3 separate regions of the Homo sapiens genome follow, and all the other regions are linked to region 2. Evidence: chromatin loops called from intact Hi-C (ENCODE). Cell type or tissue: IMR-90. All regions are shown on one strand. Each heading gives the region's core, and the rest is flanking DNA. Links, peaks and the distances in the headings are about the cores only. Region 1 has its middle 6.0 kb from the start of BMP15. Region 2 holds the start of SHROOM4 (shroom family member 4). Region 3 overlaps SHROOM4 (shroom family member 4).

The links. A loop is a pair of places that touch in the nucleus more often than their neighbours do. Peaks named below come from ENCODE experiments on the same cell type or tissue, not always from the same donor. Only the 100,000 strongest peaks of a DNase experiment are listed, where the experiment ranks them.
Region 1: a loop joins it to region 2, with 3 times the contacts of the local background. A loop is called at or near these places in 10 of 110 quality-filtered maps.
Region 3: a loop joins it to region 2, with 3 times the contacts of the local background. A loop is called at or near these places in 5 of 110 quality-filtered maps.

The regions. Positions count from the first base shown.
Region 1 is chrX:50,899,284-50,910,170 of GRCh38, reverse strand. It overlaps the pseudogene H3P44. Among named protein-coding and RNA genes, the nearest start is that of BMP15, 6.0 kb to the left of the region's middle. In IMR-90, for the core only: a CTCF peak has its summit at 6,338 (motif pointing right); no DNase peak of the experiment used is centred there.
Region 2 is chrX:50,807,580-50,818,466 of GRCh38, reverse strand. SHROOM4 (shroom family member 4) reads left to right here and starts at 4,273. Exons shown (of 9, transcript NM_020717.5): 1 at 4,273-4,565. The coding sequence starts at 4,449. RefSeq lists an enhancer at 4,725-5,226. In IMR-90, for the core only: no CTCF peak of the experiment used is centred there; no DNase peak of the experiment used is centred there; H3K4me3 peaks cover 1,051 bases.
Region 3 is chrX:50,692,270-50,703,156 of GRCh38, reverse strand. SHROOM4 (shroom family member 4) reads left to right here. Exons shown (of 9, transcript NM_020717.5): 2 at 7,220-7,371. Among named protein-coding and RNA genes, the nearest start is that of SHROOM4, 120 kb to the left of the region's middle. RefSeq lists an enhancer at 4,988-5,519. In IMR-90, for the core only: no CTCF peak of the experiment used is centred there; a DNase peak (open chromatin) is centred at 5,326.

The sequences.
Region 1 (10,887 bases), core at 5,272-7,771, 91 kb before region 2:
ATGAAAACCTAAAATGTGGAAACTACTGAGTATGGCTGCTGGAGCTTGAAGAAGATGCCGTAACAGTGGTTCTCAATCTTGGCTGTAGATTGGAATCATCTGGGAAGCTTTAACTATTATGAATGCCTGGGTACCATTCTGATGTAATGGGCCTGGGTTGTAACTAGTGCATCAGGATTTTTTTAAGTTCACAAGTGATTTTAATGTGCAGCCACGTTTAAGGACTCTGACTTATAATTTTCTGGTTTACCTTGGAAGGTGTTGAGATCCTTATTGGGCTTCATTAGAGAAGCCTGAGGAAGGGGAAGAGTAATCTATGGGAGCTAACCTAGCCCAGATGGTTAATGTGAAGCAGCAGGGCTCGGCCAGTTTTAAGGCTGCCTCAGACCATTATTCTGCAGAAAGATAGTAGGTATAGTCCTGGCCGTACCGAAGTAGAAACATATGGGGATCTGGAGAGAAACTGGGGAAGCAGGTCAAGACCTGGCTCTAGGAGATGATGAGTCAGGCTTGATTTGTGGGAGGCCTTTACCTTACACCAGGAGTATCTATGGACAGACATTACTGTGGAACAGGCGTGGACTTGGTAATCAGGCAGATCTGTGTTTGAGTTGCAATTCTGTCCCTAGCTGTAATTTAACCTTTCCAAGGCAAATTTCTAGCTGTAATTTAACCCTTCCAAGACAAATTTCTTCACTTCCCTACACCTTAGTTTTCTCATCTGTAGAATGGAGATAACACGTTTTACCTCACAGGTTGTTGTGAGGAAGCAAGGAAATAATCTATGTTAATTGCACAAAGCCTAATTAGACACAAGACATAGGGTTACATGTTCAAATTTATTTGTGCTCTTCCTCTGTTTTTTTTTCTAACATGACCTTGGGCCCTGGCATGTAGTGTAAAACAAAAGGCATAGGTTTACGGGTCCTCTACATCTGGACTCAAATTTCAGCTCAAAAACTCATTAGCTGGGTTACTTTAAGCAACATTTCTCCCAGACTTAGTTTCTTCATCTATACTGCTGGCTCCTTCAGAGAGCTGTTGTGAGGGTTGTATTGTATAATATACAAGTAAGGGATATAAACAGATGATTCACAATAGGCAAAATTTAGATGGTCAAATGTATGAAAAGATGTACTGGAAATCAGAAAAACGCAACTGAAAACAACATTAAGATACTATTCAACACCCAGTATTGATAGCACATTAAATGGATCGATAGCACATTAAAAGTCTGGCACTATTAAGTTCAGGTGAGGATATGGAACATAGGTATAATATATAGAATATCTATATAGATATTCTATATAGAGAGATTCTATATAGAGAGATATGGAACATCTCACACTGCTGTTGAGAGTGTGATTTGGTATAATAATTTTGGAGAGCAATCTGGCATTATCTCTGTTAAGGTTGAAGATATACAATTCAGCAATGCTATTGCTAAAGCAGTAGCAGTTTTAGATACTTTTGTCTGTGACTTACAAAAATGAATACATTTTACATTGCTACCCATTACAAACACAAGCACACACGCATATATACCTTGAAGTAAATCTTTTCTGAAACAATACTTATTCTTACAACATATTGGAAGAGGCAATACAGTTGACCCTTGAACAACATGGGGGTTAGGGGTGCTAACTCGCCCCCCCATCTCCCATGCAGTCAGAATTTGGTATAACTTGACTCCCCAAAAACTTAACTACACGTCAACCTTGAACAACATGGGTTTGAACTTCACGAGCCCACTTAAACACGTTTTTTTTTTCCCACCAAACATGGATCAAAAATACAGTATTCTCAGGATGCAAAACCCGCTTACATGGAGGACTGACTTTTTGTATGTGTGGGTTTTGAAAAATAGACTGCACGCGACTTGAATATGTGCAGACTTTGGTATCTGCAGGAGGTCCTGGAATCAATCTGTCATGTATACAGAGAGGAGGGATGACTATACTAATAGTCCGCTGTTGGCTAGAAGTCTTATGGATAACAATCAATTAACATATTTTGTATGTCGTATGTTTTATATACTGTATTCCTACAATGAAGTAAGCCACAGAAAAGAAAATGATTTTAAGGCCAGGGGCAGTGGCTCACACCTGTAATCCCAGCACTTTGGGAGGCCAAGGAGGGAGGATTGCTTGAGCCCAGGAGTTCCAGACCAGCCTGGGCAACATGCTGAAACAACGTCTCTATGAAAAATACAAAAATTAGCCAGGATGGTGCATGTACCTGTGGTCCTAGCTACTCAGAAGGCTGAGGTGGGAGGATAGCTTGAGCCCAGGAATTCGAGACCAGCCTGGGCAACATGCTGAAACAACGTCTTTATGAAAAATACAAAAATTAGCCAAGATGGTGCATGCACCTGTGGTCCTAGCTACTCAGAAGGCTGAGGTGGGAGAATTGCTTGAGCCATAAAGGCGTCACTGAACTCCAGTCAGCCTGGGTGATAGAGTAGGACCCTGTCTCAAAAAAATGATTTAAAAACATAAAATACGTTTACAGTATTGTACTGTATTTATCAGTACTCTAAGTTTTACATCGTCTGTCTGAAATGGCAGGTAACCACAGCTGCAGATCTCAATCTATGATACATATTAACCAATTCAACTTTTTGTTGGAATGTCATGACTTTGCTTTTTAGGAGCACTTCTGGCAGCAGTAGTGGCACTTCATGTGAGTCCCACGGTGTTATTCATGGTTTACAGTATTGCACTAAACACGATGAAATGTACATGGTGAAACGTACAGGAGAACTACCAGAGATGGCTTTTTTTTCTTTTTTGAGCCAGAATCTCACTCTTTTGCCCAAGCTGGAATGCAGTGGCATGCTCACAGCTCACTGCAGCCTCAAGAGAGATCACTTTTTATCTCCATATGCAATTTATTGTTAAAGCAGACCACTCAAGGGGAGATGATTAGCATCACATGGTGGCATTTTAAGCAGATACTCTCAACACTTGAGCTCACCACCATGGCAAGAGGAGGTGGGTACGTAATTTCATGCAGTTATGATTTAATACTGAATCTTTACATTTGTTTACATTTCTCTTCACTGTGAATGGCACCATGTATGGTCTGTGGGTGTGTAAATTTTGATAAATTTTAACTTTTTATAACAGATTTGTGTGTATTTTATGGTAGAAAATAATAAAATAGACTAGTTTATATATATATTTATACATTCATAACATATGTAACTTTTTCTTAAGTTTTTTGATATTTCTAGGCTACACAGTTCATCTGCAATTTTTACCAATTGTTGAAAATCTCCAAAAATGTTCTAATATATTTATGGAAAAATATCTGCAGTTCAAACTCTTGTTATTCAAGGGTTAACTCTATATCATGGCAGGTGAGAACACAGCTCTGGAGGCAGAATCCTAAATTTAAACTCCAACTCCACTGCTTGTTAGCTTGACCTTGGATAAACTACTCAACTTCTCTGTGCCTCAGTTTCCTCATCTGTAAAATGAAAATCATAGCCTCTCTCTGCTACAATGTTCTAACATGTAAAACAGGATTTTTGTGAGGATTAAATGAGTTAACAGATGTAAAGCACTTAAAAGAGTGCCTGGCACAAAGTAAGTACTAGATGTAGGTTAGTTATTATTATATTTGATGCAAGCTGAATTCCCCAGAAAGCTGGGGCTCAACCTGATATGCCACTTCTAGCCTCAGGAGTTGTAGAGCGGCAGCCACACAACTCCCTCCTTTCCTAACCCCTTCCCTGCTTCCCAACATTTTCTTTGTTCTTTAACCTCTGTCTGTTACCAATTTAAACTTCCTATCTTTCTTTTTTTATAGTTTAATGTATTTTAATAGCTAACTTACAGGAACAGCACAGAAGACAGACAACATTAAAAACATGTACTTGCATGTAAGACAACTCAATTAGAAAAGTATAGTGAATGGATGGAATCTACTGTATGATAAAAAATGCTACAAACACCATTTAGTTGCCGTCGATAAGAAATTAACTTGTTTAAAAAAAATCCAAATGCTGGCATTGTCCAGAAAAATTTAACAGATTTATAATTGTTATAAAGTTGAACCGCTGAAACTTGTTCACTGAAACATTTTAACTTGCATTAATGCTTTATGTCTCCACATTTATATTAAAAATTCAAACACAAATGAAAATGGAAAAACTGTCAATACCTGATTTCTGTCCCCTATTTTTCCACTCACAATCATATAGTTAGGTACATTTTGACCCCATGGAAAAAAAAATATCTAACGTTCAGAACTACCAATAACAGGAAGAAGATTTTTTTTTTTTTTGAGAATGAAATGTTTCACATCATGGTGTATTCTGAAACACGTTCTCCACGTATGTGGCGTGCTAGCTGGATGTCTTTTGGCATAATTGTTACACGTGTGGCATGGATAGCACACAGGTTGGTGTCTTCAAAAAGGCCAACTAGATAGGCCTCACTTGCCTCCTGCAAAGTACCGATAGCTGCCCTCTGGAAGCGCAGATCTGTTTTAAAGTCCTGAGCGATTTCTCGCACCAGACGCTGGAAGGGAAGTTTGCGAATCAGAAGTTCAGTGGACTTCTGATAATGTCTAATTTCACGGAGTGCCACAGTACCAGGTCTGTAACGATGAGGTTTCTTCACCCCTCCAGTAGAGGGCGCACTCTTACAAGTGGCTTTTGTAGCCAGTTGCTTCCTGGGTGCTATACCACCGGTAGATTTGCGGGCAGTCCACCTTGTACGAGCCATGGTATAGAGACCTCCTTCGTTATCCCCCTTCTGCTTCAGGTGGAGCTCTGCAAGCGAGAGGCGGCGGTGGTGTTGGAGAGCGAACACCACTTCCTATCTGTATTTATTTATTTATTTATTTATTTATTTATTTATTTATTTTATTTGAGACGAAGTTTCGCTCTTCTTGCCCAGGCTGGAGTGCAATGGCACGATCTCGGCTCACCGCAACCTCCGGCTCCCTGGTTCAAGCGATTCTCCTGCCTCAGCCTCCCGAGTAGCTGGGATTACAGGCGCGTGCCACCACGTCCGGCTAATTTTGTATTTTTAGTAGAGATGGGGTTTCTCCATGTTGGTCAGGTTGATCTCGAACTCCCGACCTCAGGTGATTCGTCTGCCTCGTCCTCCCAAAGTGCTGGGATTATAGACGTGAGCCACCGCGCCCGGCCCACTTCCTATCTTTCTATTCAAAACAACTATATTAAAAAAGAATTCAACACAACTACATAAAAACAAACAAAAAAAAAACAAGATGTCAGAACAACTAGCAAGAGGTCTATATAGAGGTTTGGGGCATGGTTCTTTTTGATGTTTCAGTGATGTTGGCTTGGGTTTACATATGTCAAGAACATTTCCTTGCCATCTCTTTTAGTAGTGGGATTTTGATACAGGATCATAAGAAGTAGAAAGAGAAAACATATTACACTGGAAAGAGCATGATTTGGGTTTAAATTCCTGGTTCTGTTATTTTTTGGCCAATGCTTAACCTCTCTGCTTCTCAGTTTTCTTAACTGTAAATTGGGGATATTGTTTGCACTTCTATTAAATGAGATAATGTATCTAAAGTATCTAGCACGTAGATAATCCTCAAGCGCTCAATTTTTTCATTAATAGCGTGCGATTTTAAAGTATACATAAAATATATCTGACTGAGGCCCAGTGCGGTGGCTCAGGCCTGTAATCCCAACACTTTGGGAGGCCGTGGCAAGTGGATCACTTGAGGCCAGGAGTTTGAGACTAGCCTGGGCAACATGGTGAAACCCTGTCTCTACTAAAAATACAAAAAATTAGCCGGGCATGATGGTACATGCCTGTAATCCCAGCTACTCGGGAAGCTGAGGCAGGAGAATTGCTTGAACCTGGGAGGCGGAGGTTGCAGTGAGCTGAGTTCCAGCCACCTCCCTCCAGCCTGGGCGACAGAGTGAGACTCTGTCTCAAAATAAATAAATAAATACATACATACATACATACATACATAAAATATATCTGACTGAAGGAAGCGTCTTCTCAGCACCACAGTGGAATTCCATCCCTCTACCCAACAGGGCTTCAGGAGACTCGCCTGGCTGAGTCTCCTATTTTCATTTTCTAAAATGGATATTAATAGCACCATTGTAGAGGGTTGTTGTGAGAATGAAATAAGCTTATGCATGTAATATGCATACTTTGTTCTGGACACTACAGTCAACTTTCTTATTTTCGGAAAGATATAGTTTCTTATTTCAAAGAAAGAATAAAAATCCAACCCTATTCTTATCATCAGACTTGAAAAGTAGTTGACATAATTGTTTTCTGGAAATGCCCCGTGGTGGGCCCAATGTATGCAACAGCCCTAAACCCCCAGAAGAGGGCACCAGCTGTCTCTCTAGCCTTCTAGTTGATAGGGGGTAGGGAGGGGCCGTTTAATAGGTGATCGGAACAAGATCTAAAAAAGGATATATACCAGCCCTTCCTGCTTTAGAAAAAGCCAGTATGTGAAAAAAACTAATTATAAATCAGACAGTTTAGGAGGTGATTACTGACTTGACAAAAGGACACAACAAAACGGATCACCGCAGTTTACTCTGAATAGCAGGAACCCTTAAAGCTCAGTATGGGTTACTTTTTCAAACTACAATGTGCTGGGCACACTAGTGAAATGCATGAAGTTTACAAAGAATTGATTTTTATCTAACTTTTCAGAATATCGCTATTGTATTAAGCACACATGTATAATGGAATTCTTCCGTTAAATGAACATAATTTACATTTTCTTGCAATTGCATTTATTCAACAAATATCTAGTAATCACTTCCTATCTGATTGTGTTAGGTGTTACCGTGCAGGCTAAGAGCTAGGCTGCTTGGTTTAAATTCCAGCTCTATCACTCTTAGCTTGGTAATTTAGGGCAATTGGCTTAATCTCTCTGTGCCTTAGCTTCCTCATCTAATAATAAGGATAATAATAGCATCATTTTAGAGGGTTGTTGTGAGAATGAAATAAGCTTATACAGCTATTAAGTTGGCGCAAAAATAAGCTTATATAGCTATTAAGTTTTGCCATTGAAACTAATGGCAAAAACTGCACTTACTTTTGCACCAACCGAATAATATGCATACTTTGTTCTAGACACTATACCAGTCCCTAAGAGTACAGAAATTAACAGGACAAGTCCTCTATCTGCAGTGCTCCCAGGCACTATGCTAGGCACTGGGGTTGGTTGGCAGACACCAAGATAAAGATTTCTATCTCAAGAAAATAACAACCTGGATCAGGACATAATAGATAGGAAACATTTCCCATAGCCATGACATTTCCTCTGATTACTATTCTGAGTTCGTGAGAAATGGACCTATTTCCCAGATAAATTTTATCTTAAAAATAATTTTCATTTTCCATAAAACAAGAGTATGTTGTGTTATATAAAAGTATTTATTGATTTGGCACTAGGCTACATTCTTTTACATATTATGCTTTGTTTAATCTTTATATCAACTCTATGAGGTTAAAGCATTATTATTCTCATTTACAGGTGAGAAAATTGAAAATAAAAAAAGGTAACTTGCCCAGGGTAGTAGCACAGCTCTCAAATGGTAGAATCCACTAGGATTTGGACCCCAGGAAGGCTGACCCTTCTTGTGCTTTATTAGTTGCTATATAAGCTGCCAATGAGCATTTGGCACCTTAAGAAAACACATTTCCCCTGTAAAATAATCCCACAGAGACTTCTGAACATGGCACGAAAATCTAAGTTCTGTGAAGTCAAAGATCATGCCTATTTTATTAATTATTGTAGATGCTCAATAAATATTTGTTGAACAAATGGTTGCAGTAGGAGCTTATCATTCTTTCAGAAATCTAGGCTGATGGGCAGACTCTCGTTGAATATGTTGTAATGTATCCTTAGAGAAAGCTCTTCTGAGTTTTGAAGTGCAGGAAAGTCTGAAACAACCACATTCCTCAATTCTTTCAATCCCATGTAGAAAAAAAAATTAATATTGCCTGTATTAAGAAGCCCTTGTGACTCTCAATCTGTAAAGATTTTAGCAGCCCCAAGACAAAAAGTGACTCCTTTGCCATGCCTAGGTAAGAAGATTCACTGCTCCCAGCACTTAGAAATGGGCATTGTACCAGCCTCACTAGCCTGAAGACCAGAGCAGGTCTAACCCAATTGCAGTTGGTTCAGGTCCAGACTCGGATGGAGCCAAATCAGCCTCAGGTCATGGACTCAATGCTAAGACATACTCATCAAGCCTCAATAGTATGCCAAGAATTGTACTAGGTAGATGATAGTGAAACCCCATATAACAAGCAAAACAAATGCAAAGTCCTGAGGATGCAGAAGACCTGTGTGGATGGAGCACAAAGAAGAGAATGGGGGTAAGAGTTCCAGGTAAGAATGGTGTGATAGATAGGAGCCAGAACATGCATGGCCTCGTAAGAGATGCTGCTAACTTTTGTTTATCTTTCTGAAAATTAAAACAAGGGTGGACAAAGTAGAAAAAGGCACTCCTTCTGGGTATATAGAGCCCTATAAATGCATGGTTTAGCAAGGAGAACACAGGCTGGATTTCCGTCCTCACACGCCCCTTTGACAGGGTACGTTTGTATTGGGCTCCAACTGCACAGCCATGCACAGCTACTCTATTTATAAGGCTTTTGGCCTTCCCTGTGCTTTAGCCTCACTGTTCTTCTGATTTTCTTTCAGTTTTTCCAACAAACTAGATTACCTTTTGCCTGAAGATCTTTACATATATTGTCTCCTCTACCCAGAATATAATCTCCTCTCCCCTTCCCTAGGGTACTCTCACTCAGCTTTCATCTGTCAGCTCAAGCATCTCTTCCTTGAGGAACTCTTCCCTTAGTCCCTAGGTAAGATCTAAAAAGTATTTGAGGAATATGTGCAATGAGGTTGACACTTGAATTGGGTCCACAGTTACAAATAGGGTTTTGATAGGTGGAGAAAAGAAGGTTGCCATTCCAGGATCAGTTCAGAATTTTTCAAATATTGCCTTGAAAATTGTAAGAAGGACCTGAAGAGCAGTGTCATCTCTACCATGGGTCCCTTATGGGGAGTTGGGCAGCATTTGTAAGGCACAGCAGTTGTAAGAAAGAAGTTCTGATACAAGTCACTGATACTGATTATCTACTGTATACTGGATCCTTTGTGCATTTGTTTGTTCATTAATTACAACTGTGAAGTAGGTACTGTAATTGTATTCCTGTTTTAGAGAAAGAGGAACTGAAGTTCAAAGCAGTTAAGTGATTTAACCTGGATCAAACAGTTATAATGAAAGGCAGATTTGCACACAGGTCTCTTGACTCCAAGTCCTCGGCTTTTGTCACACCTTTGAGTCTGTACTTATCTTCTACAGCACTCCTCAGATTTGGATTCCCGTGCTAGATCTCCAGAATTTGGTCTTCAGCGTGGCAACAGAGTTGCTTCTATCCAACAGTCCCTATGAGAGCTCCTCATGATGTTTCTGGGATCTTTAGGCTGGAGGGGGTGTCCAAGTAGAGAATCTCCAGGAAGAGAAATCTAGAAACAACCTTGTAAACCTTAGCATGAGAGTGCAGAATTTTAACTGTTATCATTGCTTACAAACCATAATAACTCCCAGGGAAACCAGGGGAGTATTTATTTTTTTAGTCAAGTAAACAAGCAAGAGCTAAGCATGATAATCTCTGAAGATCCTTTCAGCCTTCTCATGGACAGCATTAGCTGGTGGAGCCACTGGAGTTTTTGATCATCGCTGGATAACCAAGTCATCAGTAAAACATTGACCATATTCCCATCCTCTGTCCTCCCACCGTCTGGTCTCCGTAGCCATTTATATATATAAAATATATATAAAAATTTTATGCTAAAGCAAATGACTAGGCAACTAACTTCCTAGGAAGACTGTCCTTCCCCTAAAAGTCCTACAGAGACTGGCTGCATAATTATCACTCCATTTTCTACTGTATGTCAGCTTCCCAGGGATTGGGCATGGCTGAATAACAATGGAGCCTGGTCCAGAACAACTCAGTACAGGGAAGGTGTTGTGGATACTTGGGCAGAGAAAAGGGAGGTTTAGAATGGGCTCTTCAAGCACTCAGCAGCTACTCTGCTGTTCTGCAGATCTATAACCCCTGTCTTCATCTCAAAAGCCAGTGTAGAGTTTGGTGTTGAAATGAAAAAGACCTAGGGCTTGGAACTAAGCCATGCACTTGAGACTGACAGTAGGGAGCATAAGGGTTTTTTTTTTTTTTTTTAAGGATGGTCACTTTCTCTCTCTAAACAAATCCTGACACTGTCCTACTGAGTCAGACAAGGTCAGAAATGCCTCTATCTTACTTTTCACTTCTGATGTCTGGAAGAAAGTAGACAGGTTAGTGTTTCCCTTTCACTGTCCATAAGAAGTGTTCCTTTCCCCTACTACTATGACAAGACTTTTGGAAAGACCAGAGCTTACAGATCCCACGGACCCAGGAGCCAGAATCTGGAACATAACCACCAGGTGTCACAAGGTTTGGAAGCATAGATTCCTTATGTCAGATTTTCTACCTTGGGCCCTGAGTTTAACTGCTCCATTTGAACCACGAGGAGGGTAACTCCAGCTCTCATGTTGAAACTGAAAGTTGAGGGAAAAAAAAAAACCTTGTGAAAACTGAATTAGCCCCAGATAAATTGATTGCCAAACTTGGAAACAATCCAAAGCTTCAGCCAAATCTCTAAGCAAACTTCAAATGTTTTAGATTCTCAGGAAAATATAGTGAATATTTTTATTGTGTTTTTCCTTTTGACTCTTCTCAGGTTAAAGAAAAGCTGGTGAAAAACCTAGGGAGAGGACTGTGGGCAAAAGAGAACAACGCGGTATAATACTTAGCTCAAACTTGGAAGGTAAAATAACTTGGAACATTGTTAAGAACTTTA
Region 2 (10,887 bases), core at 4,509-7,008:
GATTGTGGTAATCGTTTTACAATGTATGCCAATATAAATCATTATATTGTACATCTTAAAAATATACAATTTTATTTTTCAAATATACCTCAATAAAGCTGGAAGAAATGCTCATTGACAGATGAATGAATAAAGAAAAAATGTGTATTTTTTATATGAAATTGAATCTTATTCAGCCTTTAAAAAAAGAAGGAAATCCTGTCATATGAAATAACATGCATAAACCTGGAGGACATTATGCTAAGTGAAATAATGCAGTCACAGGAAGACAAATGCTACATGATTTCACTTATATGAGGTATCTAAAGTAGTCAAACTCATAGAAGCAGAAAGTAGAGTGGTGGTCACCAACAGGCTGGGTGTGAGGCGAGAGTTCTTGTTCAATTTAGGTAGATTCAATCGTGCAATATGAAGAAGTTCTAGAGATCTGGTGTACAACAATGTACATAAAATTATAAATACTGTTCTGTACAATTAAAAATTTGTTACGAGGGTAGACTTCATGATACGTGTGGTTTTTTTGTTTTGTTTGTGTTTTTTTTTGTTTGTTTTTTTGCTTTTACCACACACACAAAAAGAACAAATCTTGTCTTTTTCTAGAGCAAGGATATTTTTGTTTTTGTTTTTGAGATAGAGTATCACTCTGTTGCCCAGGCTGGAGTGCAGTGGCGCAATCTCAGCTCACTGCAACCTCCACCTCCCGGGTTCAAGTGATTCTCCTGCCTCAGCCTCCCCAAGTAGCTGGAAGTACAGGCGCGTGCCACCACGCCCGGCTAATTTTTGTGTTTTTTTTTCAGTGGAGAAGGATTTTCGCCATGTTGGCCAGCTGGTCTCCAACTCCTGACCTCATCCACCCGCCTAGGCCTCCCAAAGTGCTGGGATTACAGGCGTGAGTCACCACACCCAGCCTAGAGCAAGGATTCTGAAGCTAGGGTCTATAATCTCAGCCCAAACTATATATAGCATTGTGTGAACATGTGTAGCTTTCAGGGGGAGAGAGTGCATAGGTTTCTCTAGAATCTCAAGAGGTTCCTCATTCAAAAAGGAGTTAGATTAGATCCCACAGGGGAGGGAAAAATAAAATTTTTAAAAATGATAACAAAAACAAAAAAGCTACAGGCACTGCGATGAGGAAAATTGTATTCAAATTTGAGTTTAGAAAAAAGGTTCAGCTAAGGAAGTTTTAAAAAAAAAAAGCTCAGAGAAGGACTGCTATTTCAGTCTTCCTTCTTCCAAAAATGTAAACTTCTCAATAGCTTTTGAATGAATACAAGACTCCTGAGAGGAATGTTTAATGAGGTGGAAGTACCTAGCCTGGTTTTAATTTATCTCTCCCTGGTTGGCCTTTTGCCCACCTCCTGTGTCTACTCCCTTGTGGGTCTTTTGTTATCCTTCCTGACTTTTGAATATTAGCATATTTTAAATATTAGCATAATCCAGGATTCTACTTTCTGGGTGAGATTCTAATTTCTCTGAGTGAGATTATATACTGCAAATAATGGCTTCAGTTATCATCCAAGTGTGTATTATCAATCACCACCCCTTCCTTGATATGCAGTTTCCTATTTCTACCTGCCTAGTGGACTTTCCACCTTTTCCCCACAGGCAATTTAACATACTTTAGAATGAATTTATCATCTGTCTGATAGCTCCAGCGTGTGCATGCACTTTACACACACACACACACACACACACACACACACACACAGAGTAATATACCCCTCGAATGTTCTCCATTGCTTTCTTTTTACTTGGTTCAACTCTATCAAGATTTTGTTTGCACATATACTACGTTCAGGCACTTGCCAGGAAGTAGTCACAGAATTTGTAAACTGTAGAGGAACTTAAGAAATCAAGTCGCTCAACCCCTTCAACTTACAGAGAGTGGGGGTGACATGCTTAATATCCACAGTGAATTAATGGCAGAACTAGCTTAGAATCTAGGCATCTCAAGTTCTACCCTGTACCCTTTCCACTATGCAGTCATGCTACCACTAACTGTATACTTCCAAAGAAGAATGAGATGCCTGCTAGCAGCACTGATTTTTATCAATAAAGAAGCAAGATAATCTAGCCACCTTATGTTCAGAATATCTACTACTTATGCACTGTTTGTACAAGGGGCTAGGTAATTTATGTTCTGCTGTAATGATGAAAAGGATAAACTGAAGAGTGCAACAAGACATCATTGTAGAGTAAGGCTTGGAATGAAAATAGGTTAGTTAAAGACTAGCTCAGTGCTTGCTTTCATAATAAGGTTGTGAGAGGATTTTTACTTTTTCCTTACCAAAGTGTTTTCATATGTATTATTTCATCTTAGTCTCTCAACAGTCCTGGGAGGTAGGAAAGTCAGGGCTTATTAGCTAAAGTTTACAGAGGAAGAACAGGAGACTGAAAAGAGTTAGCTCAGTGATTTGCCCAAGGTCACCCATCTAGTTAGTGACAAGGCCAGGGCTCAGATGTGTGTCTACTGCTTCCAAACGTCTTTCCTCTAGTCTAGACACATAATTCTAATAGTCCTTGAGTGATGACTATATATCCTGTGAACTGAACTTTACAGATATGCTGGGACTGAAACACGCTGGATTCTACCAAGTTACAATCATAGAAATATTATCCGAAAAAGAAAAAAAATGCTGAGTTTCAAGGTGGGGCAGGGCAAATGAATGTTATAACATAGGTTAACACAAGTAAGAATCAACAAGTTGAGTTGCCATTTTATCAAATTTTCTGCTTTCAAATAAGGAAAATATAAAACAATAAACATGATCAAGACGGTGTTTGTAGGCCTAAAAGATCGAGGATGGTTTCCCATGTGCATCATCTCTAAGGACTTTAAAAAGGCAGGCTATAAACACCTAAATTGCCATTTTATTAAAGAAAAGTCAGGGCAGCATCATATATGCAGACAGTCCAGGGGGGTGCTAAGAAAAAAGGATTGATGGAGGGGGGTGACTTTGAGAGACATTTCAGTGGCCTGCTGCAGCACACCGCAGGCTGCTGTGCGTTGAAGAGGCAGTGACAGGTGAGGAAGTAGAAGTAGAGAGTGGAAACCTTGACCGCAGAAAGCTGGCTGTGAAGGAAGGGGCCGCAGTGTGTTTGTTGGCCATGAAGAAGAAGCTGCACAAGAACAGGGGAAGAAACTGAACAGGCGAGACAGAGTGGGAACATCCTGTTGAGTCACAACTGAGTTGTCAACACTTTCTCCGCTAGTGCGAGGCCCTTTAAAAATTCACTGCCCGCATGTGGCTCCAGAGAAAACACCTCAAAGAGAGAAGATAACCTGTCCAAGTGAAGGCAGAGAAATCAGCACAAGATTCAGTAACAAATTCGCTTTTCAGGACTATTATTGTGGCTGTTTGGTCTATTACAAAAGCCCAGCTCAGAAACTACAAGGTCAAGCTTGAACAGATGTGCAGAGATGTTCTGGACCCAGTCTAAAAGCTGATTCTTCCCAAAGGCACAACATTATTAATTGGCCAGCTTATCAATGGATGCTCTTTCCTGTAGGTTTGTTTAGAGACAATACTGCTAGTCATAAAGTTTGCTGATTGCTGGCTTGCTCATCTCGGTGGGGCAAGTGCAAGGCCGTGCCAGGAACTCCAGATGACTGGAACATACACAAGCACAGTGCTAGCCATAGACACCAACACTGAGCCAGGGTGCGGGGGAGCCCGAGCAGGGGGCATCCTCAAAGTGCTTCTTTATTTAAACTATGCTCTGGGGCAATGTTTCATAATGACCCCACACACCTAGCGCGTACACACAGAGCAGTCTACACACACAGCCTCACTATGTCCGCTGGCCTGCTGGCTTTGCTTTCCACCCCTCTAGGCAAGGTCCACAAATTAGCAGCCTTTTAACCCTCCCAGGTCTCCGTTCTCGGGACCTTCAGAAGAAAAAGGCAGTCAGAGAAACATGAACGCGCTAATCAGGAAACCAGCGTTTCAGCCCACTCAGCCACGCGGGCCGTCCACACTAACGACTTTCACCTCCCCTCGCCTGGGCTGGCTGGAGGGGCGGGGAACCCGGCAGTAAAGAGGAGGACCAAAGAGGGGCCCTGCTTGAATGAAACAATGTAACAATTGATGTGAGGCCTCGCCTCGCTCCCACTCCCCAGCGATCCTATAGGCGAGGTCCCAGTGACTGCCCCTCCCCATTGCTCCGTTTTCTTGTCCATTACGCGCTATCCCTCCGCCTCTCCTTCTTTCTTTTCTTTTCTTTTTTTCCCTTCTCCTTTTCCCCCCTCTCTCCCCCTTTCTCCAGCTCCGTGTCATTTCCTCCTTGCGCTCGCTCGCTGCCTGAGCGTCTCCAGCCGGGAGAGTAGGCGGAGCAGGGCGGTGCGGGGTGGCGTAGAGCTGGAGGGCGATGGTGGCGGAGCTGCTGGGGGCGGAGGCAACGTAGCCCCCTCGGAAAAGGAGCCCGGCGGCGCCTGAGCCCAGCCGAGGATGGAGAACCGGCCTGGGTCCTTCCAGTACGTCCCTGTGCAGCTGCAAGGGGGGGCACCCTGGGGCTTCACCCTTAAGGGGGGTCTGGAACACTGTGAGCCGCTCACAGTGTCTAAGGTAAGAACTGGCGGCTGATGTCCTAACGGCGCCTAACTTTGAATGGACAAGCGGGTGCGAAGGCTGCCGCTGGACGGGGCCCTCAGGCCAACTTTGAAACTTAGGGCTGGGAGCGAAAGACCCTCTGAGCGGCACGGAGGGGTCTTGCCACCAGTCCAGGTGCAGACATCCCCTAAGGGTGGCTGGAACACGAGCTGGGAGCACAACTGGCCCCCGGCTAGAACCTTGCGCGCAGACACACTCGCGAGGGCGCTGGGGCAGCCCTTGCTGCCCCACGTCGGGGCGGCTACTTCCCTCAGTTTGGGCCGAAGGAAGTGGAGGCTGTTGGGGATTTCTCCTTGGAGGCCTCTGCGTCCCTGCGGGACAGTGAAGGACTGAAGGGACAGTCATCGCGGCTTGGCAGCTCTCTTGGCAGCGTTGTCCCCTCTATCGACCGGCGGGCCGTCCCTCCCAGGCAGGTTGCAGGGCTAGGGGCTGGTGTGGGAACGGAGATGAGGCCATTGGTGGCTTTTGCCAGCCACACTTCCCACGGCCGGACGCGCACACATCCATTCAGCTCTTGGGGCGTTGTTGCCGCCGGTTCGGCTCGGCCTCTCCCTCCCTCCAGAGTCCTGCCCCAGCGCCGGCGAGATTTCCTGCACGTTGAGAAGTGTGGAGGAAACTTGCGCCATGGAGCGCAGCTGTGCTGGAGCTACTGCTGTTGCTGCTGCCGCTGCCGCCGCCGCCGCCGCCGCCGCCGCCACTGCCGCCGCCGCCGCCGCCGCCAGGGTTTGTTTGTTTTAGGAGTCTGTGATCTGCTGGAAGCCAAGTTGCAGCTGAGGACAGGAGAGAGGAGCTCTCCTGAGTGCTCCAGAACCCCCAAAGCGAGCCTCCCCCGTAGGGGTGAGGGCGAGGGGTAGGGGCAGCTGGAGCTGTTACCAGGAAGAGTGACTTGTGGGACGACTCACCTTGAGGTGCCAGATTGCCAAGTGAACGGACTTTACGAACTTTATTCCACTTTTTTGTTGTTTCTCTTAAATCCTCAAATCCGAAAAGCCCTCCCGCTTCCAACCCGCTTAAATGGCAGTTGAAGTTGTAGATGTGGGTTCAGGCTGGAGATAGAAAGATGTGTCTTTTCAGCAGGGAGCAAATATCACTTTTTTTTTGCGGGGGGGTGGGGTTCAACATTGGTCACATCTCAGCAGAGGGTTCAGCAAACGTCCACCGCAACACACACCCACAATAACCTGTGCGGCATTCGCCTTGCATTGGAGCCTGTGGTTGACTTCCAGTGTATGGGATCCTTCAGGCCTTGGGGCCCACACTCTTAGCAACCCTGGAGTGTTGCCATGGGTGTACCAATCAGATTGAGGAGTCTGAGGTATGCTGAGGCAACATTTTGAGGGGCTGGCAGGGACCCCTCTGATCATTAGCCTCCCCAAACTAGCCCAGATCTTCATCCAGCACCCTTTCCCCCATACTTGTCATGTACTTTAACCAGCCTGAGATGCGTTTGTCATCCACTGTCACAACCCCTCCTGAGGCAGTCTCCCTCCAGTGTTCTCTGGAGAAAGTTATATGCTTTTTTTTTTTTTTTTTTTTTTTAACAAAAACACTCAACTCCTTTGGTGAGGGGAATCCTGGCCTTCAGGAATTTCTTCTAATCAAGCTCCTCCTCTCCCCACTCTTTCCACCAAGGTCACAATGGGATATGCAGCCCTCCATGATCTGGCAGTTCCTCCCTTTCTTTTTCTCCTCACACCGCCCACAGAATTTCCACAGTCTGCCTAGACAACCTGCCTTGGAGAGGTCATTTTTCAGCTCTGCCCAGAGCTGACCCATCTTGAGAAGCACCCCAGAGAGTGCTTGCTGCTGTGGTCCCGGATTATTTTGTGAGCCAGTGAGAGCATGGCAGGGGGTGTTACTAAGTATGGGGCAGCCAGCAATTTGTGGTCTGGCTGGGGGATTATTTGAGAGGGTAGATGAGGGTTTCCTTGGCCAAGCTGTAGAGGAAGTGCTTCGTGTGTTGAGAGGCAGGGTGCCTTTTAATGATTCCCTTTCCACTGAATGTACAGTTGACCCCTATTATATGAAGGCTCATTATGACATGCATTTAGATATGCAAGGGATAAAATTATTTCTCCCATTCCTCCCAAATAGCCTAGTTCTTAACAGTAAAAGTCAGTTATAACTGGGTTGGCTTCAACGGTATATAAAGGGACCATAGTATTTTTTTAAGCACAATGATTGCCTGTATTGTGTTTTTCTTGACAAGACACTGTTTTGGCATATTTCATTAATTCCCTCTTCATTTTTCAACCTTGATTTTATTTCCTTTTATGATTCAGAACAATACAGCTTTCTCCTTGAAAACAGCCTTCTTAGTCTGTACACACTGGTTGGGATGGGTGGAAGGTAATAGAAAGATAATTGGGTTGGCAGATTAAAAACTTGGGTTCTAATCCTTTTTCTGCCACTCTCTAGTTCTGGAATCCTAGGTATATCACTTGCCCTACCTGGGTCTAGGCATCCCCATATCTAAAATGACATTCAAGTGGGTGGTCTTTAAATGATACTATGACAATCTAGTAGCCATGTTTTTGTTTGTTTGTTTTTGAGACAGGGTCTCACTCTGTTGCTCAGGCTGGAGTACAGTGGTGCCAGCTCGGCTCACTGCATCCTGTGCCTCCCAGGCTCAAGCAACCCTCCCACCTCAGCCTCCCAAGTAGCTGGGACTACAGGCACACGCTACCATGCTTGGCTGATTTTTTGTATTTTTGTATTTTTGTATTTCACCATGTTGCCCAAACTGGTCTCCAACTCCTTCAAACAATCTGCCTGCCTCAGCCTCCCAAAGTGCTGGGATTACAGGCGTGAGCCACCACTCCTGGCCAAATAGCTAATCTTTTATGCTAGCTCTGGCTCTCTTCTCAGAAGTGTTGCTGCAGAGTGAGGAAAATGAAGCTTTGCTTCATTTGCATACAGTGTTACTATTTACAATGTGCTTCCTCATCCTTTATTTCATTACTCTCTTGCAGCTACACTGTGAGGCAGTCAGGAAAGATTGTGGAGAAACTGATGGAAAACCCGAGACTGATGTATTCAGTGGCTTACCTATGTCTATCATACTGAGAGTCAATGGCAGTCCTACTAAGAGAGTTTCTGATTCTTCTGTTAGTACTGTGGTTTGTGAAGGAGCACAGGGCAATAACTTTCAGGGATGTATCTAGTCTTATTAGCCTCCTAATGCAGTGTCCCTTTCCATGCCAGCCTGTAATTCCATACTTGGTGACGGACTGGGTTGTAGGTACACTCTGATGGAGTCTGGGCTCAGAGTAGGAAAGGACTATTTTGATGACCCCAAATCACTTGTGATGATCTCAGGTCAGGGAGAGACAGAGGTAAGGTGCAGGAAGCATGGTGGAAAATGGCAGAGAACCTCCTTTGTGGAAAAAAAACCAGAAGCGGTTTGCATCAGGGATGGTGTGGCATACATGCTCAGAGATATCTTGTGGCACAAGTGGAGATATCTGGGGAGTGGGGGAATTTGAAAAAGTAGTGATTAGTGGGGGAAGAGGGTATGCAGTGTGAAAGTCTAGTTCATAGTTGTCATGGGAGACCCTTTGGACCAGGAAATGATCAAGTTGGGGAAATCATCAATTCCTGCTGGTTCCTATGATTTCCCTGAATATGGGGAATTCAACTGCCTGATTTATGGACACTTGTATAGTACCCCCCGACAGTCAAGTGGCAAAGAAAGAGAAAATTTTTTAATACTATTGCTGGATGCGGTGTCTTGCACCTGTAGTCCCAGCTACTCAGGAGGCTTAGGTAAGAGGAATCCCTAGAGCCCAGGAATTCCAGGCTGCAGTGTACCATGATTGGGCAACATAGTGTGACCCCACCTCCAAAAAATAAAATACGATTGATTATCCTAAATAATAAGGGATAGTTTATGATGTTTCCCTATATTGTGGTGTTTCGAGTGAGATCATGGTAACAAGTAAAAGATACATGACCCATAAAGGAATAGGGCCCATGACATTGGCATTATTGATTCCTTTGGTTAACATGTTACGCTACCTCATTGACTCAGAAGTACTGTCTGGATGGAATGGGGATTCTCTTCTAATCAGATGTGTCTGATGATATGTAGGCTCATGCTAACATATTTTCCCTTTTCTTGGCTCGTTTATGGTAGATGTTTCTATCTGGCATAGTGAAGCAAGTGGGGCTAGTTACTGCCCTGGAACAAAACAGAGTGGGGTAGGGGAGTAACCTGGAGGAGAAAGAAGCTTTACTCCCATCCACTTGATGTGCTCTGATATTGCTATATAATTTTACACTCTCCAGACCCAAGTCTCTATTTGCAGAGTGGGGCCTAGGCATAACTGCCCCATCTCTATTATCACAGATGATGAGACAATGAATTAGGCAAACTCTAATAGTGTTTGCCATCCTTAGCCTAGGACAGTGGCAGGGCATGCTCATCAAGTTGTTTTAGTCTGTATTCCATTCCTAGTCTGACCTTATTTCTAGAAGCACACAGAGAGGCAGTTGAGACTTCAAGAGGATCTGGATAAACTCAGATAGAGGTTGTCTTGTGGCTGGAAGTAAATTTGGCTGTGATTTTGAATTCTTATTGGGTGCAGAGGTGGTATTATGTGAACAATGAGAGTTCCTGTGAAATCTTTTGAGCTGTGTTACAGACCAGTGCCTGGCACTCACAAAGGGACCTTCGTGGGGTGTGCATCTTTGGAGCTTAGTCCAGCCTGGTTACCTACATGAATCCCCTCCTCATTTCTGCCTCTAGAATCACCAAAGATGTCCACTACCTCAGTTTCCCACCTGCTGCCCTATCCCAGAAAGTAGAGGGCATTTTGAGGCATGGATTAGAAATCCATCAGAGAGATACAAAGAAGGTTGGAGGGAGGTGGAGCAAGAAGGGTGGGTGGTATGGCTGGTAACCCTTGGCTGAGCTTTGAGTCGATACTACTTTTGGCCCTGCTGGGTTTTCATAATACACCTGGTACCCCATTGAGAGCCACATGTATGCTTGCTGAAGTTAAAAAAGGTCAAGCCTATTAGAGGATTTTCCCTCTCCAAAACTTCACACAAAGAAAATAATTCAACTCCATTGTCCCTTAAAAAAATTAAAATGATTTCCCCCCTTGCCTTCCCCAACCCCCTCCCCAGGAATTTCTTTAAAGAAAAAAGAGAGACTCAGACTTGAGATTGGAGGTTATGGATGATTATCTGGAGGGAACATCATGGCTTTTATAGTTAGACTTCTTTAGAACTAAGGGAAAAAAGATGCTGACCCATCTGAGAAAAGTTAATGAAGAACAGCAGGGATTATGGGAAGGGCTGCTCTCACTGCCTGCCCCTCTACCCCTCAAGCACCAAGGGGCAGACTTAACTCAGTGCTCCCAGAGTAATTCTGTTCTTGGTAGAGACCTAGAATCAAAGAATCTCAGAGTAAAGAGAGCCTTTTAGAAGTCACCTAGTCTAATCTTAACCATTTCATGAGCCTCCTGTGCAGTGTCCCTGAGCTTGTTCTACAGTAGTCACAGGGGAGCTCATTCCCTTCTAAGCCTATCCATTCTGTTGCTGGAAAGTTTTGACTGTGGACAGCTTTTCCTTTGTTAAGCTGCAATCGTTTTCCTTTTAGCGATCATCCATGGGTCCTAGCTGTATCCTCTGGATAGCATCACACAGAACAAGGGTGCTTCCTCTGTCTTGGGACAGCCCTTGGGATATCTGAAGGCAAATATTATATCATCTTGTTTCACTTTTCTAGCAGAGCCCTAGCTCTTTCAGCTGTTCCTTATGGGATGTAGATTCCAGCCTCTCCTCCTGTTTCCTCCTCCCACTCATGATGCACTTCAGCTTGTCCATGTTCCTCTTAAGTTATGGATCCCACAGCTGAATACTGTAACTGAGGAGAATCTGACCACAGTTGAGTATGAACATTCTTTAAAAAAATACAGCTGAAGATCACTTTGGCTCTTTCTGGCGGCCATGTCATACCAAGGCCCTGTGTCAAAATCTTTTAATGGAAGTAGCTGTGCTGCTATTAAGCCATACCTGCCTAAGGCCTCTATGAAGGCATCTGGGACAGCCACATAATAGATTTGGGAGGGACACATTTCATCTCCTACTATTTATTTAGAATTGCCTCTGCCCCTAGCCCTGGCCAGCCTTGGTAAATGCATCGTAGGGGAGATGAGAGAGAAGATATAAGCCCTGACTTCAAGGAACATGTATGTTTAAACAAAGAGATTATTAAGTTACAGAGAAGGAATTTGTATAATAGAAGAAGGAAATGGCATTTAATGAATAG
Region 3 (10,887 bases), core at 3,983-6,482, 110 kb after region 2:
TTTCATTTTTTACTGAAATCCTCTACCTTCTAAGAGGTAGGGAGGATGAATACTATCTCAAAGCAGACAGGAACAGTGGGTAGATTAATAGATTATAGCCCTATTGTGAAGGCTAACGTTTTAAGAGAAATGTTTTGCCTTGATTAAAACTATGAGTATGTGAAAATGATGCTGGAGTCTTGGTGCCTACCTCAGAAATATAAGCTGAATAGTCTAGAATTAAAGACTAAAGAATAAAGAATAAACCATCAGGTCTCGTGAGAATTCCCTCACTATCACAAGAACAGCATTGGGGAAACTGCCCCCATAATCTACCCTCTTTTTCCTTGTTGGTATCTCTTAGAATCTGATCTAATTATTCTTTTAATTCTTTCTTAAATTAAGGAATAATTTACATATAGTAAAATGCACAAATCTTAATGAATGTTTAGTTATGTATATTCCCATATGATCTGCAGCCAGATAACTATGTAGAACATTTCTAGCACCCCCCAAAAATTATGCTCATCTGCCTTTACAATCAGTAGTACAGAGTTAACCATTTTTTCAAATTATCACCTCTCTTCTTTACCTTCATATAAAATGAAATCATACAGTATGTGTTGTTTTTGTCTGGTCTCTTTCATGCAACATAATCTTTTAGACATTCATTTTATTACATATATTGCTTTTTTTTGACTGCTGTATAGCATGTCATTTTTTGTATGTGTATGTTTTGAAGGACATTTGGGTTGTTCCTACTTTCTATTATTAATAAAGCTGCTGTGAACAATCAAATCTTTTTATGGACACGTGCACTTATTTCTCTTCGGAGTCTCTAAGTATGGAATTGCTGGATCTGAGAGTAGGCATACAGATTTCCAAAATGGTTGTACAGCTTTATACTCCTGCCAGCAACGTAGAGAGATCAAATTGCTGTACATTCTCACCAATACTTAAGTCTTTTTAATTCTGGCCATTCTGGTGGATATGTAGTGACACTTTACTATAATTTTAAATCACATTTCCCTAATGAAGAATTATATTGAGCACCTTTTCAGATGCTTATTGGGTATTTGGCTATCTCTTTTAGTGAAGTGCTTGTTCAAGCCTTGCCAATTGTTAATTGGCTATTTGCCTTTTTCTTATTGATTTGTAGTTCTTTTAATATTCTGGATATAAGTCATTTGTCAGGTAATATGTATTATGAATATTTTCCCAGTCTGTGGCTTGTCTTTTCCCTTTTTTAGAGCTGAAGATTTTTTTTATTTTGATGAACTCCAATGTATCACTCTTTCCTTTATGATTACTACCTTTTGCATCCTGCTTAAAAAATTTTTGCCCACCTCAAGGTCACAAAGATATGCTCCATGTTTTTCTCTAAAAGCCTTATGATTTTAGTCCTCTCATTGGGTCTGTAATCCAGCTAACATTTTTAGTAAAAATGTACATCAGTAAAAATGTTTTGAGTATGTGTCCCCAGTATACACAATTTTATTTATGGATGATCTAATTTATTATCACCAATATTAAATATTAATAAAGCTTGATTTTTAAATTTTTGTAGATATATAAACAGAAGTTCCAGTGGATCACCTTGTACACAGCCTGGGATATATGTACCCCATTCTGAACACTATTGTTCTATACCACCAAAGACTAACATTTGCCACAAACACTGATAGCATTAATGTCAGAAGAACACTTCAGTGTAAACAAATGGCTAGAGGTGACAGAGCCCCAGTGAGCATATCTGCTAGCAATGTAAGAAACCCTCAGTTTACTCTTGTGCCGTCACGTTTGTCTCCCCTTACCAGACTTATAGAGACAGCAGGACGATCTGACTTGGCAGGAGCAAAGACAAATTTGCCTTTGGTTGCTGACATAGGGGACAGTGCTCTTGAGTCTTCTTCCCCTGTCCTCACCACCAAATTCCTAGAGCTGGTGGCACTGGGCTGAGTTTTGGCAAAGATGCTTAGAATTTGACTGGAGCTAATCCCCAGGGAAATTTAATGATTTGGAGCTTAGACGGCCTTTGTTGTGAGGATTAGTAAACTAGATGGTGATTAAGCAGCTGGGGAGGAAGAAGCTGTCTGTTGGGCTAGGTCATGCTGTGGGGCACAGCGCATAGTTCCGTTGGCTCAAGGTCAGGGGAGCCCTTGGGCCTGATTCACAGAGCTTTATACTCTGGGGCAGCTCCTTGTAGGATTTGGGCATCTGCTTATTAGCTGGTAGAGGGAAAGAATGGCTTCTCCCTTGGTGTACACCTCTTCCCTCTATCCACATATAGGGATTACTCCTTTGAATCAGGTCTACTTACATCTTTTTAATTGGTTATTGTTTTTCAATTCTCATTGAAAAGTTTTTGTTGTCTGTTTTGCCTTTTGGAAAACTGGTGTAAAGTACGGAAGATGAAATTAGGAACAGAGTTTCTTGGTTTTCTAATCTAGACTGCTTCGGAAATTTGAGAGCGGTTTTTAAGGGAAGAAGTTGCTGAAAGAGACAAGTTAGGTATTGAAAGCCATGGCAAGAAGACTGCCGAGGTTTGAAAGCCTGTATCTCCCATGTCCAGGGAACCCTGATTAATTTCTCCTAGCATGATCAGATTCTAAGAGATACCAACAAGGAAAAAGAGGGTAGATTAGAAACAGCCCCCAACCTGTGGTTTGCTTAAGATTTCAAACTAAGTTTCAGAATGAGCAAGCACTTTATTCATTCTTTGATGCTCCTACTTCTTAATAGTTAAACTTCCCAAAGCCAGCTTAACCCTAGCTCTACATTTTTCTATTCGTTTCCCAGAAAAGGCCAAATTGATGAACGGATGCCTGGAGTGTTAGTAAAAACTTGAAAATCTTTCTAAGATGCTAAAAAGATATTCGGAAGGTATATTCTTTCTTTAAATAACTGGACTACAGTATTCTGAGTGGATCTTTTCTGTCTATTTGCAAAAACAATAAAACAAAAACAAAAAAACAAACACATCAATTTAAACAATTATGTTGTTTGCCTTCTTTAGATGATAGACAAGCTGGTGGAGGTAGCAGTATGGGCTGGTAATTTGGCCAGAAGCTCTTGGAACTGACCAAGAAAGTTTCAGTTGATGCCCATTTTTTCCAATAAATTTCCTGTAGCAGGCAGAGGTATTCACAATCATGTCACTGATTTTTAATGCTGCTCTTACACTATTGTAATAGGTGTTCAGTACCTGTCAGTTATTGCTGCAGATGGTGTTTCTCCTCTGAATGCATTTTTAAATTATAAACCTGATTTAATAATTCTTCTATTCCCTTTTTCATCTCCTAAATGTATTCAAAGACCCAAGCAAGTATCTGTTAGTATCTGACTAAATAAAAGCTACTAGAAAGCCAGCAAGTGCTGTTAAGTCAATTGTTGTTTGCCTTTACTCTCAAGGGGCCAACTTGTCACTTTGTTGACAGCTATCAGAGTACTTCATGCTTCATTGAAGACCCATCAAAAATTTCCAAATTGCTAGCTCATTAGCACAAAATAGGGCTTCAGGAATCTCTTTCTCTCAGTGTCCTGACTGGGCCTTATTAAGTGTTCCAACCTTGGTGGACCACTCTGAAACAGTGGATAAAGACCAGGGGAATTGAGAGATGGATGTTAATTAGTCAATTTTGAAGGAGTAAAACATGGGTGAAGGCAGAGTACAATGGGACAAAAAGCTGAGATTATCTGTGTCAGCAGAAGGATAATGCATGACTTTGCTAACTGTTCACAGGTCACTGAATGTCAGAGCTGAAAAGGCCCAGAGCTGTCAGAGCCCCAGGAGATCATCTGGTCAGTCCCTCTTACACATTTTACCAGTAAGAGAAGAGAGGCTGCAAGAAGGGAAAGGGACTTGTCCAAAGTCAATCAGCTCTTCCTAGCTTTCCAGGCACCACCTGGCTTTTGGTTATATGACCTCTATGTAATCAATTTTCAATTACTTGGGCCACTCACTGCTAGCCCAGCAATCACTTGGGTAATCCAAAATGACACATAAGTTAACCATCGTTTACATTGAGCTTTGTGATGTGTGTTTATACCGACATTCCAATGCATCTGGGTCTAATCTGAGAATTCACAACACTTCAACTGAAACAAGAAAGCCACCCTGAAGGTCTGATTCAGGAAGAGCTGGAAAGCTTACTGAATGGATAGCATCATATATTGTTATACAGCCCCTCAAACAAGGTATGTTAATTTCAACAAGTTTGTTGATTCACACCTTTCCAGGGCCCCAGCCAGAGTTAGGAGGAGGAAGGTGGGAAGGGGAAAACAAAACCTTTTACGGAAGAATATGCATATCATCTTTCGCCCCTCCATCCCCCTTCACCCTTCCTCTCATTCATTTTTCCTTCCTTCCTTCCTTTCCTTTTTTTATTGATAGAAACATGAACATCTGCTTTGTCTTCCATATAAACAAATATGTGGCTGAGACATTGACCTATAGAACTGGCTGTAAGGAGGCCAGACAATAAATAGAAGACGTGCTAGACCTCAGAAATCTAGAGGTAGAGTGGGGAGGAGAAAGACCAGTGAGCAGTAATTTAAAAAGGACCAACAAGTCTGGAAGAGTATAGAGTCCATTGCACAGCTCAGTAAATACCCTGGGTCTGGAAAAGGGCTAGTCTGGGATATAGTTGAAGGGATCTTCAACCAAATGGAGTCTTACTTCCTGATCTGGACCCTTCTGAACTCTTGGATTATGCTGGGGACCCAAAATTTGCTGGCTTTTTGTCTGAGCATCTTCAGACTTGCACTAAAGTAGGATTATTTCACTTAACATATCTCTTAAGGAGGAGGATGCTGGTGACTGAGAAGGGGCATGGAACAGAAAAAAGGGGTATGAACAGTTGGCCTGATGCTGTAGTCCAAGAAGGAGTCTGTGCAAGGACTCAGATAGTGGCAGCTGAAGGAGCAGTAAGGAATGCCAAATGCCTGAGCTTTTGCTACAGCAATAATTAAGCATTTTAGTTTAAAAGGTTTTCCCCTTTTATCTTTTGGTCTAGAATAAACAGAGATCTTGCTGCTGTAACAGAGTGTTTAATTAACGAAAGATGGTACTTAATACATATTGAGGGGAAGACTTGCTATGGGTAACAGTAATATGGATAATTAAGTTGTATGAATTAAAAACAATGGGTAGAGTGAATTAAGACTAATGTACATCAACAGGGAAAATCTATTAGCATTCATTAGTTAGACTTCTGTTTGTGGTTCTTTGTTAGCCTCGGGAAACTCTTTCAAATGGCTGATCCCTGTTGAAAGTTCTGACTGGTGCTAAGGGCCTTCTATGGATGCCAAAGTAATGAGTCATTCAAATAGAACTTCTGAAATTCAAGTACAGCACTTTCCTTTTCTCTCTCTCTTTTTTTCTTGGCGGTAGGCAGCAGTGACTGTGAAGTAATAATGATAATGACAATGGAAATAAGAGTGTAATCCTGTTTAATTTGCTTAGAGTTGTTCCCCATTTACCAATATTGGCTTGTTTGGTGTTGAGTGTGGCCCGGGTACCGGAACAAAGGCATATATATTCAATGTCACTTGGCTAACCTATGATTTGTCAGACAAAGGTTAATTTTTTTAAAAAAAAGTTGGATTAGCAGCAATAAATGTAATAACATTCTGTGATTTAACTCAGAAGTTCAATTAATTCGATGGAGTTTAAAAAATCCTGAACTTAATTTTTTCTCTGCACTCAGGAGGTCTCATCTGCCAAATTTGCACATGAGCTGGCCAACCTAAAGCTCAACAATATTATAACTTCCATGGTGTGGGGATAGATGGAGGAGACATTATAAAAGACTGAGAGAGAGATTGGAACAAGAGTAGAAGTGTAAAAATACCTCCAGTGAATACCAGCCCTTAATTGCCCCATTTAGAATCTGCCATCCCCTAAGGACTATACAATTTAATTATCCTTACGTTCCCTTTCCCTGGAAACAAACAAAAACAACTCCTGATTATATCAGTGAGTTGGAGCCTTTTTTACCTGACCGTCTTAGTTGATAAACAAGCTGTAGACAACTAATTTCTGCCCCTGAGGCTAGAAATTAGGAGCCTTGTTCATTTTTATATCTCTAGCATGTAGCATGTTGTCCTGTACATAATAGAAATGTGATTCAATACTTAAGGAATGATTAATGGATGGATGAGATGACTCCTTTCATGGATTATCATGGATGGAATTGATGTTCTAATAGGTGGAAATCACCTTCATGGTAAAAGGAATGTAATAAAAATGAATGTATAAAATTAGCCATAAGCAAGGACCCCCAGAGACATTCTGCTTTGCTTTGCTTTGCTTTTGCCTGCCCCAGTGGCTATTATTTCTGCCTTTGCTTTCAATACCCCTCAGTCTGACAATCTTCTTCCCCAGATTGCCCTGGTTAGTGGAAATTCTATAGGCTGTGTTGGAACAGTAAATACCCATATTTCCAGCTTTCTCTGAATGCTCACTGTGTGTCAGACACTAGAAGCACTGTGCTGGGCACATGTTGAAGAGACATAGATAAAGAAGCAGCTACATTGTACCTACTTGTATCTTTTGAATTTGCCATTCTACTCACAGAATGTTGAACTGTAAGCCACTTTCCAGGTCTTCAGAGTCAACTCCCTTGTTATAATAATCAGAGCTCATGTTAATTGAGGACTTACTGTTCTCAGATATATACTATACTAACAACTCTGTGAGGTAGCTAGTCTTGTTATCTACATGTCACGTAGGAGGGAATTGAGACACAGATGTTAAGTAACTTCCTAAGGGTCACACAGCTAGGAAGTAGCAGAGCCAGGATTCAAACTTACGTTTGTCAGACTTCAAAGCCTGCCCAAAGATAGGAAAGAGCTTACCAAAGGTCATTTTGATGGAGCCTAGCTCTTCTGGCTCTAATTTGTCTGCACGTTTTGGTAGGCCACGCTGCTGCTTTAGCCACATAGTAGGGTTCATTCCAAGCATCAGTTTCGTATTTAGAAGTTCTAGTCTTCCCAGTTGGACTGCTCATTCCTCCAGTCAGGGATTGCATTATTTCCATGTTGCCTCCTTCCTCAAAGGTTTGCCCAAGCTTTGCCTTCAGTAAATAATGACCTGTGATCAGCTCCTGAGCTACTCCCAGGAGCTGCCTGGAGCCATTCCCCAGTACTACTTGTGGCTCCAGGGTTGGAAGAAACAAGTAGAATTTTGGGGAGAAAGTCATCTCACTACCTGCTTTCTGTTTTGTTCTCTGCAACACAGATTGAAGATGGAGGCAAGGCAGCTTTGTCCCAGAAGATGAGGACTGGTGATGAGCTGGTGAATATCAATGGCACTCCATTATATGGCTCCCGCCAAGAGGCCCTCATTCTCATCAAAGGCTCCTTCCGGATTCTCAAGCTGATTGTCAGGAGGTAAGGTACAGGGAGATTCTCCGTAAGGTGCAGAGGCCACTGAAACTTGGTTGGTAATAAAGCTCAATAGAGTCATGTCTCTATCAATATTATAAAGGAAAGAGGTGTTTCACTTGAATAGAATTTTGCAGACAACTGAAGCAGAATAGCACAGGAGAAAGAGCCTTTGGTTCAAATCCTGGCACTGCCACATAGACACATAATCTTGGATATATTTATTAGTCCTCTGCAAGACTGTTTCCTTATTTGCTATAAAGAGGACTAAATTACTCATTATATACCAAAGGGCTACCTAATCCAGTGTTTTTCAATCTCCTTCTTTATAATACACTATCATTCCTGAACCACATATCAATGGAGACTTAAAGAGCCCCTACTACAGCCATGGAGGCTGTAGCAAACTCTTAGAAACCCTTTCCTTGAGGATTGCACAGTCTAGCAGGGGACAAAATATACACATGTGACTAAGTAGCAGTATATTTTTAAAGAAGGCAATAAAGCCTTGTGTGTGATTATCAAATGGATTGTTCAGACAAAAATTGCTGTTAGAGAAAGAGATCACTGCAGAAGGTATTGATAGGGTAAGACTTCATAGAGGAAGTGGAATTTAAGCTAAAGGGTGAGTATAATTTGAAAAATAAACCATCAGAAGAGGAAGACATTGCAGGTAAGTGCAGTGGCATAAGCAGAAGGAAGGGAAGGACATATTTGGGCACAGTCATTCTGCTACCACCAAAAGCATCTGCCTATTGGTGAACTTTCCACATGGCTTTTCTTTCATTTTGCTGCTGCGCCTTTGCTTTGTATTATTGGAGCTCAGCCTTCTCCCTTTCTATTGTTTTTTTTTTTCTTTATCGTATATACACACCTAAGTTTTTCCATCTTGCATCTTCCCACAATCTCACTTCTCCCTCTGGCTCCTGCCCCGTCTTTCTCCTTTTGTTCATACTCAGTCTCAAAGGAAGAGTCTATAGTCACTATCTCCACTTCTCCACCTGCCATTTAGCTTTCCACCCTCTGCAGCCAGAATTTGACCCTCAGAACTCCACTGAAACTACTCTGTCAAAAGCTACAAATTATTGCCTAATTGTCAAAGTCAATGGGTTATTTTTCATATTCATCATATATGGCATTTAACATTATAGCTCTAGATTTTGCCCCCACCTTCCTTTATGAAACTCAATACCAAAAATCTCACACAGCAACTCAATAGCAAAAAAAAAAAAAAAAAAAAAAAAAAAATCCAACTTAAAAATGGGCAAAGACCTGAATAGACATTTCTTAAAAGAAGACACACAAATGGCCAACAGGCATATGAAAAAATGCTCAACATCACTAATCTTCAGGGAAATTAAAAACCACAATGAGATATTATCTCACTCCAGTTAAAATGGTTTTTATTAAAAAAAAAAAAACAGATGCTGGTAAGGATGTGGGAAAATGGGGAATCCTGGTACACTGTTGGTAGGAGTGTGAAATAGTACAGCCACCATAGAAAACAGTATGGAGGTTTAGCAAAAAACTGAAAATAGAATTATCATATGACCTAGCAGTCCCCTGCTGGGTACATATTCAGAAGAAAGGAAATCATATAAAAGAGATATCTGCACCCCCATGTTTATTGCAGCACTATTCACAATAAACAAGATATGGAATCAACCTAATCCATCAGTAGATGAATGGATAAGGAAAATGGGGAATATATATACAATGGAATACGATTCAGCCATAAAAAGAATGAAATCCTGTCATTTACAGCAACGCAGATGTAACTGGAGGTCATTAAGTAAAATAAGGCAGGCCCAGAAAGACAAATATTACATGTTCTCACTCATATGTAAAGGCTGAAAAGAGGGATCTCATGGAGATAGAGAGTAGACTGGTGGTTGCTAGAGGCTGGGAAGTGGGGAGGTTGAAGAGAGGTTGATGATGGGTATAAAAATACAGTTAGATAGAATGAATAAGATCTAGTGTTCAATAGTTTGGTAGGGTAACTATAGTTAACAATCTATTGTATATTTCAAAATAGCTAGTAGAGAAGAATTCATATGTTCTCAACATAAAGAAAAGATAAATGTTTGAAGTGATGGATATCCCAATTTTCCTAATTTCATTATTACACATTATATGTATGTATCAGAATGATACATGTACCCCCAAAATATGTATAACTGTTACGTGTTAATAAAAAAAAAAAAAGCTCTTACTTTTTTTTTTTTTGAAATGGAGTTTTGCTCTGTCGCCCAGGCTGGAGTGCAGTGGCATGATCTCGGCTAACTGCAACCTCCGCCTCCCAGGTTCAAACAATTCCCCTGCCTCAGCCTGCTGAGTAACTGGATTACAGGCATGTACCACCATGCCTGGCTAATTTTTGTATTTTTAGTAGAGACGGAGTTTCACCATGTTGGCCAGGCTGGTTGCGAACTTCGGACCTCAAGTGATCCCCCTGCCGCAGCCTCCCAAAGTGCTGGGATTACAGGCATAAGGCACTGCGCCCGGCCAAACCTCTTACTTTCAAGATAGTCAGTTTCCTTGTTATTTTCCTACATCCCTGTCCATTTTTTAAAAACCAGGCTCTTTACTACCTGCTCTTCCTCTGACCATTCCTTAAATGTTGGTGTTTCCCATAGTTCCACCATTTTTAACTTAATGTACCCTGGAAAATCTCACCCAGCCCTATAGCTTCAATTTATTTTCTATATCTCCTATGCTCCAGACCATATAACCAACTTCCTATTAGACATTTATACTTAAATGTGTCAGAGATATTGCAAACACAACATGCCCCAAACCTAACACATCATCATCTTCTCCCAAGATCGCTATCTATGACCAGGACCACTATGTATGTACTCAGCCAACCAAGTCAGAAACACAGAAGCCATCTTTAATTATTCCATTATCCTCATGTTCTATATCCAAATGATTTATCCTGAAGAGAGAATATTTAAGGAGAAAGGCTTTGGACCTAGGAAGAATGAGGTTATGTAGGATCCCACTGACTTCTATTACCTGCTGGTACCTAAGATTAATCCATACCTGCCCATGTACATGGATAGGAGGTGACATGTTAAGTAATGCCTTATATAATAGATACATTATCACTGATTAAATCTTGGATTGGTCAAGATTTAGGTCTTAAATAAGGCTTCTTGGAGGGGTAATTTGGTGAATTTGGAAGCGTTTTTGTTTTGGAGTTAGATATTCCCATGTTTGCAACTTCCTAGGTCTCTTATATGACAAATAATAATTCCTATATAATGGCATTATTGTGATGATTAAATAAGATAATTTATGTAAAATGACTGTCACATAATGGGTTGTCAGTGAATTTCATTCCCATTTGTTTCCTTAGGGTCTAAAAGAAGCATAATTGGAATAAACAAACATTGTTAAATTGGGAGAGCATCAGAATGGTGGTGTGCTTTGCAGCCTAACCTGCAGAGAATGATGTGCTAAGGAATCATTAGGGGTGGCAATGATCTGAATAAGAAATAAAGGCCCCTGTGAGATGCT